Linked DNA regions of Homo sapiens: region 1 is linked to region 2. A link is a contact called in ENCODE POLR2A ChIA-PET data. All regions are on one chromosome and are shown on one strand. Each heading gives the region's core, a stretch centred on a gene start or an enhancer-like site at or near the end of the contact. The rest is flanking DNA. Distances are from core to core; before and after follow the strand shown. Region 1 has its middle 14 kb from the start of PDX1. Region 2 has its middle 4.9 kb from the start of MTIF3.

The links. ChIA-PET counts read pairs that join two places held with the same protein, here RNA polymerase II (POLR2A).
Region 1: POLR2A ChIA-PET joins it to region 2 with 15 read pairs in IMR-90. The contact joins two enhancer-like sites. POLR2A ChIA-PET finds 5 or more read pairs at or near these places in 3 of 52 experiments (GM12878, IMR-90 and activated CD4-positive, alpha-beta T cell).

What each region holds. Positions count from the first base shown.
Region 1 is chr13:27,931,665-27,935,502 of GRCh38, forward strand. No RefSeq gene overlaps it. Among named protein-coding and RNA genes, the nearest start is that of PDX1, 14 kb to the left of the region's middle. Within about 2 kb of position 2,132, at least 2 of the 41 ENCODE cell types and tissues checked have a DNase peak (open chromatin) inside an H3K27ac peak, as active enhancers do.
Region 2 is chr13:27,453,310-27,457,586 of GRCh38, forward strand. No RefSeq gene overlaps it. Among named protein-coding and RNA genes, the nearest start is that of MTIF3, 4.9 kb to the left of the region's middle. RefSeq lists an enhancer at 2,344-2,463. Within about 2 kb of position 2,167, at least 6 of the 41 ENCODE cell types and tissues checked have a DNase peak (open chromatin) inside an H3K27ac peak, as active enhancers do.

The sequences.
Region 1 (3,838 bases), core at 882-3,381, 480 kb after region 2:
ACTTTAAGCAGTATTCTATCATTCAACTTCAAGTTGAACACCTTGGAGTCCTTCCCTGAACATAGAGCATATAGAAACCTTAAATATATGCCATATCATCAGCACGCATTCAAGATTCTTGTCTACATTGTGGAATACTCTGAAATCTCACTTCTAATGATAATTACACATCTAAAAAGCGTAAAGAACCTGATCTGATCATCACACATAATATGGAGTAAAACATCACTATGTACCCCATGTATATGTACAAGTAATACTTGTCAATTTAAAAAAATTTATGTGTAACAATATTTTTGCTGCTAATTATTTACATCATTGAATAAATTCTATCTCTCCTCTTTCAGAATTCTCAATGAGCCTGATTTCCAAAAGGTATGACATTTTGAAAGTAATTTCTCTTATTTACATATGCTCTTAGAAAATTCAGAAGTCCCACACTTCTAAATCTGTCTGGAAATACTGCTGATTTGAAATCGACATATTACATGGAATTATTTCCACTTCATAGTTCTAGAAACAAACAAAAAAAAATGTACAAAATAAGGCCGGGCACTGTGGCTCATGCCTATAATCTCAGCACTTTGGGAGGCCGAGGTGGGTGGATCACAAGGTCAGGAGTTTGAGACCAGCCTGGCCAATATGGTGAAACCCGGAAACCCCGTCTCTACTAAAAATACAAAAATTAGCCAGGCCTAGTGGCAGGTGCCTATAGTCCCAGCTACTTGGGAGGCTGAGGCAGGAGAATCACTTGAACCTGGGAGGCAGAGGTTGCAGTGAGCCAAGATCACATCACTGCACTCCAGCCTGGGCCACAGATTGAGATTCTGTCTCAAAAAACAAAAACAAAAGTACAAAATAGAGTTGGGCAAGGTGGCTCATGCCTGTAATCCTAGCACTTTGAAAGGCTGAGGAGAGAGGATTGCTTGAGCCTAGGAGTTTAGGACTATGATTGTAGTGAGCTATGATTGTGCCAATACACTCCAGCTTGGGTGACAGAGCAATACCTTGTCTCTAAATAAAGCATTTTTAAATGTTCAAAATAATCTCTAAGAAATAAACAATTGGCCAGCAGGGTGGCTAATGCCTGTAATCCCAGCACTTTGGGAGGCCGAGGTGGGCGGATCACTTGAGGTCAGGAGTTTGGGACCAGCCTGAGCAACATGGTGAAACCCTGTCTCCACTAAAAACACAAAAATTAGTCAGGCGTGGTGGCGAGCACCTGTAGTCCCTGCTAGCAGGGAGGCTGAGGCAGGAGAATTGCTTGAACCCGGAGAGGTTGCAGTGAGCCGAGATCGCACCACTGCACTCCAGCCTGGGCAACAAGAGCCACACTCCATCTCAAAAAATAATAAATACATACATAAATAAATAAATATAAAATATTATATAATTGGATTTATTGCAATCAATGAACATGTGGTTTATTTTTATTTAATATTGAAAGACTACGTTTCTAGGCCAGAAGGACAGGAGAGTGGATAATTTCTCCTGTGGATGATTGGGCCTTTCCACAGAAACACAAACAGAGATTGTATAAAGCACAAGGCATTATTCATGCTACCCTTTGTCCTCCAGTCCAGTGGAGGAGAAAAGGAACAATCCCTGGCCAAATGTGCAAATTGAAAGTGCTGTTTTTCACTACCTTGGGCAGGGTTTAGCTTCCGGTTTTGTGTTCCCTATTTACTGCCCTTCTGAACTAGGGCAAATAACTTGATCCATTTGAGCTTGTCTACTCCCCTGTGAATTAGGGATAATCCCATCTCATGTGACTATTGTGAGAGTTAAGTAAGATAAGGTATGTGAAGAGCACATACTTGGGTGAGTGGAAACCTTTATTTTTATTTATTAGGTACAAGGTCTCACTCTGTTGCCCAGGCTTGAGTGCAGTGGTGTGGTCCTATCATCTCACTGTAGCCTCAAACCCTGGGCTCAAAGCAATCTTCCCACCTCAGCCCCACAAGTAGCTGAGACTACAGGCCAGTACCACCAAGCCCAGCTTTTTACATTTTTTTTTTAGACATAGGGATCTTGCTAAGTTACCCAGGCTAGTCTCAAACTCCTGGGCTTGAGCAATCCCCTTGCCTTAGCCTCCTGTGGCTGGGATTGCAGGTGACAGCCACCTCACCTGGCTGAGTGCCACCTCACCTGGCTGAGTGGAGCCCTTTAGAAGGATGTGGTTTTTCCAGAAGCTGAGGTCTTTCTTGCCCTACTAAATCACAGACAGCTCTTTGCTCAATGGACCTCAGGGAAGGCAACAACTGCCACACCAATTGAATGTATGCCCTTTTCCCTGGAGCCCTGGAGTCCTCCCTCAGATGGGGACAGCTAGGTCTTGTCCTGGCTCTTCACAAGAGAATTTCTGGACTGCAAAGTCACATTGAAGTTGACCAGGTAGGAGCAAAAATAAGCTACCACTGTATAAAGCAGAGAGGCAAAAGCCAGCTGTACTGACTGAAGTCACACGTCAAACAGCATTGATACCCACATGCAACTAGCTTTACTTGTAAGGCACAAGCATTTCAGCCAATTTAAGGATAGTCTGATGACCAAAGATAGAAAGTCTCTTGACAAACTAGAATTTTTTTAAGGATCTCTAGGCCTCCGCTCAAAGAATAGGAGATTGTTCTAAGACCTTCTTAATAAGTCATTTCCCTAGATGTTACTATATTGATTAGTATTAATACATATTTATATATAGATGTATTATGTATAATATATATTTATATAATACATATTATTATAAATAATATATATTGATGCATATTGACATGATTAATACATATTTATATATAAATGTATTATGTATAATATATATTTATATAATACATATTATTATACGTAATATATATTGATACTAATCAATATAGTAACATCTAGGGAAATGACTTATTAAGAAGGTCTTGGAACTGTCTCCTATTCTTTGAGGAGGGGCTAGAGATCCCTAAAAATTCCTACTATGTATTATACATAATACATATAATATGTAATATTCTATTGTGTATTATATATATTATATATAATATATTATATATTATGTATTGTATATAATATATTATGTATTATATATTATATGTATTATGTATTATATATGTATTATATATAATGTATTATGTGTTATATATTATGTATTATATATATTATATGTGTAATATATATTTATGTATATATATTTATATATAAATGCATTATGTATAATATATATTTATATAATACATATTATACAAAATATATAGATACATATTGATATGATTAATACATATTTATATATAAATGTATTATGTATAATATATTTATATAATACATATTATTATACATAATATATATTGATACTAATCAATATAGTAACATCTAAGGAAATGACTTACTAAGAAGGTCTTGGAACAATCTCCTATTCTTTGAGGGGGGGTCTAGATAATATGTTATATATTTTGTATTATATATAATACATAATATGTTATATATTATGTATTATATATAATACATAATATGTTATATATTATGTATAATATATTATATATTATGTATTATATATAATACATAATATATTATGTATTATGTATAATATATTATATGTGTAATATATTTATGTATATATAATACATATATTATATATTATATATTATATGTATAATATATTATAAGTATAATATATATTATATGTATAATTTATGTATAATATATATTATACATAAATATGTATAATATATATTATACATAAATATGTATAATATATATGTAATTATATATATTATATGTATATTATATTATATATATGTATATTATATGTAATTATATATATTATATATGCATATAATATATGTGTAATTATATAATA
Region 2 (4,277 bases), core at 917-3,416:
TGTTTTTTTGTTTTGTTTGTTTGTTTTTTGAGACGGAGTCTCACTCTGCTGCCGAGGCTGGAGTGCAGTGGCACCGTGTCGGCTCTGCAACCTCCGCCTCCTGGATTCAAGCAGTTCTCCTGCCTCAGCCTCCCAAGTAGCTGGGATTATAGGCACCCACTACCACGCCTGGCTAGTTTTTATATTTTTAGTACAGACGGGATTTCACCATGTTGGCCAGGCTGGTCTCGAACTCCTGACCTCAGGTAATCCACCTGCCTCGGCCCCAAAAAGTGCTGGGATTACAGGCATGAGCCACCATGCCCAGTCAAAATCTTGGGTTTATTTTGAAGATACGAAGCATCTTCAAACTTTAAAGCCCATGTGGGTTCAGATATTCAGCATATTCTTTAACAAATAATTGTTCATAGATTAGATACTCCTCCCTCTCCAGATTATAAACTCTTACCTGGGCAGTTTTGCTAAAATTGGGGGAATTTAAGTCTATTATGTGTGAGATCCTATGTAGTGCCAACTAAATGTAGCTGAGAGCAGTTATCTTAAACAGCAGCAACTCTGTCATTACAAGGCCAGTTTAATAGCCAAAAGGGTCCATGCTCTCCTTAGTTGATGTTTACAGACTTGTCAAGAGTCATAGAAACAAGGCATGCAAGAGGCTTTGGCTGAGTGTTAGGTAACTCGTTCAAAGCTTCCTGAAGATACTGTCAGCCCAATATTGTGTGTCTATTATTGTCTGTTAGAAACTATTAAAGCCGAAAGCCTTCTTATGAAATCTCTACCATTTTCCTCAGGCAGGACTATAATTAATCCATTCCAAACATGTAAAACATCTCTATATTTAAAACAAGCCAAAACAAAACTCGAGGCCAGGAGATTTAGCTTCTCATTTCAATGTTTTATAAGACGGGAGTCTTTTCCTTTACATAACCTAAATCCATCATGTTGCTACTTAGTCTGGTTCTGCAGTAGAGCTGGAGAACATCTGGTGACCACATCTGTGTTATAACCCTTTGTGTGCTCTCAAACTATTTGCTAGATTCAAAATAAATTTCCTTACCATGAGTGAGATTTCCCATAACATTAGACTCCAGATTAATCATTTCTCTTGTCAGAATATGATGGCCTCAGTTATTAAAACGTGGTGGTTGTGAATCAGCAAAATGTCTAAAATGAATGACATATTGTAATAAAGTTTTAAAAACTTTCATATCTGCCAAATAAAAATATTTGTATATGGAAGATCCACTTCTGTGAAAAGTCTCTTGTGCAACTGCAGAAGCAGAAAATAGGTTCAGAAGTTTCATTTGGAACACAACAGAGACATGTCTTTCCATTTCAGAGGTGTTGAGTTTTGAGGTGATTCAGTTAACTTTGATCGTTTTGAAACAATGAAAATAATTTCTATTACCATCATAGGACATCATGCAGAACAACAAAGAGCTAGTACAAAGTGTACCATGCTGACTGTTGTGTAGATAAAGCAAAACAGTACCAAATGATTAGTTAGCATTTTACATTTAGAATGCAACCCAGCCGGGCACAGTGTCTCATGCCTGTAACCCCAGGACTTTGGGAGACCGAGGCAAGCAGATCATGAGGTCAGGAGTTCAAGACCAGCGTGGCCAACATGACGAAACCCCATCTCTACTAAAAATACAAAAAAAAAAAAAAAAAAGAAAAAAGATTAGCTGGGCATGGTGGTGTGTGCCTGTAGTCCCAGCTACTTGAGAGGCGGAGGCAGGAGAATCCCTTGAACCAGGGAGGCGGAGGTTGCAGTGAGCCAAGATTGCGCCACTGCACTCCAGCCTGGATGACAGAGGGAGACTCCATCTCAAAACAAAAAAAAAAAAGAATGCAACCCTATACTATTTTTAAACACCTATGTGAGACGTAGTTACAAGGCTGTTTAAGGAGGGGAGGACTGACAGCAAATAGAATGTTTGTGATAAAATAAATTTGTGCTCTCACAGTTTCCCATCTTTGAGGCAAATGGAATTAAAGGCAAATTATTCCATTTTTGAAAGTTCCTCAAATGTGGAATTTCAGATGTTTACTGTATAGGGAAGTAGACTTTCAACTGTACATTGGAGTCATTGTTTTGCTGCTTTTTCACCTTGCAAGTTGCTAGGTTCTGCTGCAAAGATTTTTAAAGCCTGCTTTGTTAGCAGCCTAGGACACATCCATGACCTTACCAAAGTGAAAGTGAAAGCTCTTAGTTTTTCTTTTTTTTTTTTTTTGCAACAGTAAATCTACTAATTTTACAGTCAGTTGAACAGCAATAGATTAATTTGTGTAAAGTCTGCATTCACAAAGAAAATCTAAACTTCAGTGGCTTGAATGCCTGAAACTGCAGTGTGATATTTGAAGGGTAGACACTCTTACAAACTTGCCCAAGAAGGATGCAGGCAGTTCACTGTCACCTGCTTCTCGGCACAGGTGCTGACCCCTCGGTCGACTCGGGGCCTCCTGATGGGGTAGCAGGAAGGCTGGGCCTTTGTGTGCTACAGAGAACGCTTTTCCAATAACTGGGCTAGTTCTCTCCAGCAGCCACAGGAAACAGAAGAAAGAAGAGGTTAAGGGCCGCCACGAGGGTCAGAATGGGTTAAATTTAGTTAACATCAGAGGTTATAGCTTTTAACAAGAGCTTCAAGAAAACTTATTCGAAGATGCAATTTGTTTCTTCTTTGTCCACTGTTATTTTTTTCCCCCTATTGATAGTGACAGCTTAACAAAGTTTTTATATGCTAAAGGTTTTCATCCCTTAGAGAATAAAGAACTGTGTTCCTAAAAAGAGATGCAGGTGGAAAACTTCATAAAGCTTCCATGATTTCCAAATTGGGAGCTTTGAAATAGGCTCCCTGCTTGGCTAAGTCAAAAATAATCTGTGAAAAAAAAACCTCTATTGGAAATGGAGGAACGCTCCAGCAGTCAGATGCAGAGCTCCAACTTCTAGAAGATTCTTTGTGTGAATTTTTCTCTCGGCCATCCTAGTAAACTTTTCCCAGTTATTCAAAATTATCAAAGCGGCCTTCTCTGTAGGTGCATTTCTTCAAATTTAGAACATAATACTGGGCAGGACTAGTTGTTTATTGCATTTCTATGTAAGCAAAGAAAGATAGCCATAGATTTCTGCGTATGTCCTTTATGCCCGCTCTTAAAATTCTGTTACTCTGCAGTTTCTGTTCAAGAACTGAACTGTTACGGAAATTGGGCTTTCAAAAGAGAGTCATGTAAATTCTAGCGCTTCAACTGGAAATGTATGATTACCTAGGACTGATACTCAGTGTCGCGCATCATACTAAGGCCTTATGTGTTTTTCAGCTGCATTTCTCTGATAAATACGAGGCTTAGCTTTTGAATGAGTTTAATCATTTATTTAGCTGAGATTTTCAAATGCTGAACTTGGGTTTTCAGAGCCATGTTTCTACCTGACGGTCAGCAAGGAAAATGTAATCTACACATCTAAGTGCTGAACTATAATCTGCATTTGAAAATGTGTTTGTTTCAGGTATGGTGAGGACTCATTTAAGTATTATTTGGGAAATAAGATGTTTTATATAAGGCAATCTTCCAGATACCCTAAGCTTACCTCTCAAATCAATACAAACTTCTATATTTTTACCATTATGAATGAAAGTATTTTATATAATGTATTACAAACATTCTTGCTTTCTGAAGTATGGTATGATATTTTTTAAGAACTAGGAGTATCAGTCCAGGCATGATGGCTCAATGCCTGTAATCCCAGCAATTTGAGAGGCCGAGGCAGGCAGATCATTTGAGGTCAGAAGTTCAAGCCCAGCCTGACCAACATGGTGAAACCCCATCTCTACTAAAAATACCAAAAAATTAGCCAGACCTGGTGGCGCATGCCTGTAGCCCCAGCTACTCAGGAGGCTGAGGCAGGAGAATGGCATGAACCTGGGAGGCGGAGGTTGCGGTGAGCCGAGATTGTGCCACTGCACTCCAGCCTGGGCAACAGAGCGAAACTCCATCTCAAAAAAAAAAAAAAAAAAAAGAACTGGGAGTATCATGATTGTACATTATGATATGGTGACATACAACACTTCATACGTGTATTAAGTGCCACTAACTACATGGCCAAACCATCATGGTTTCTGAATTTGAAATTCTGCTTTTTATAGATTTTCCTACCCCTCCCTTGCCATTAGGCTGTCATCTGGCCCTTCTTGTTGCTATAACTGCCTACCCAGTTTTAATAGTTCTCCTCCCCTTCTAACGTTCTACTCAAAGTCAAATTCAGTCTCACCTGGCCT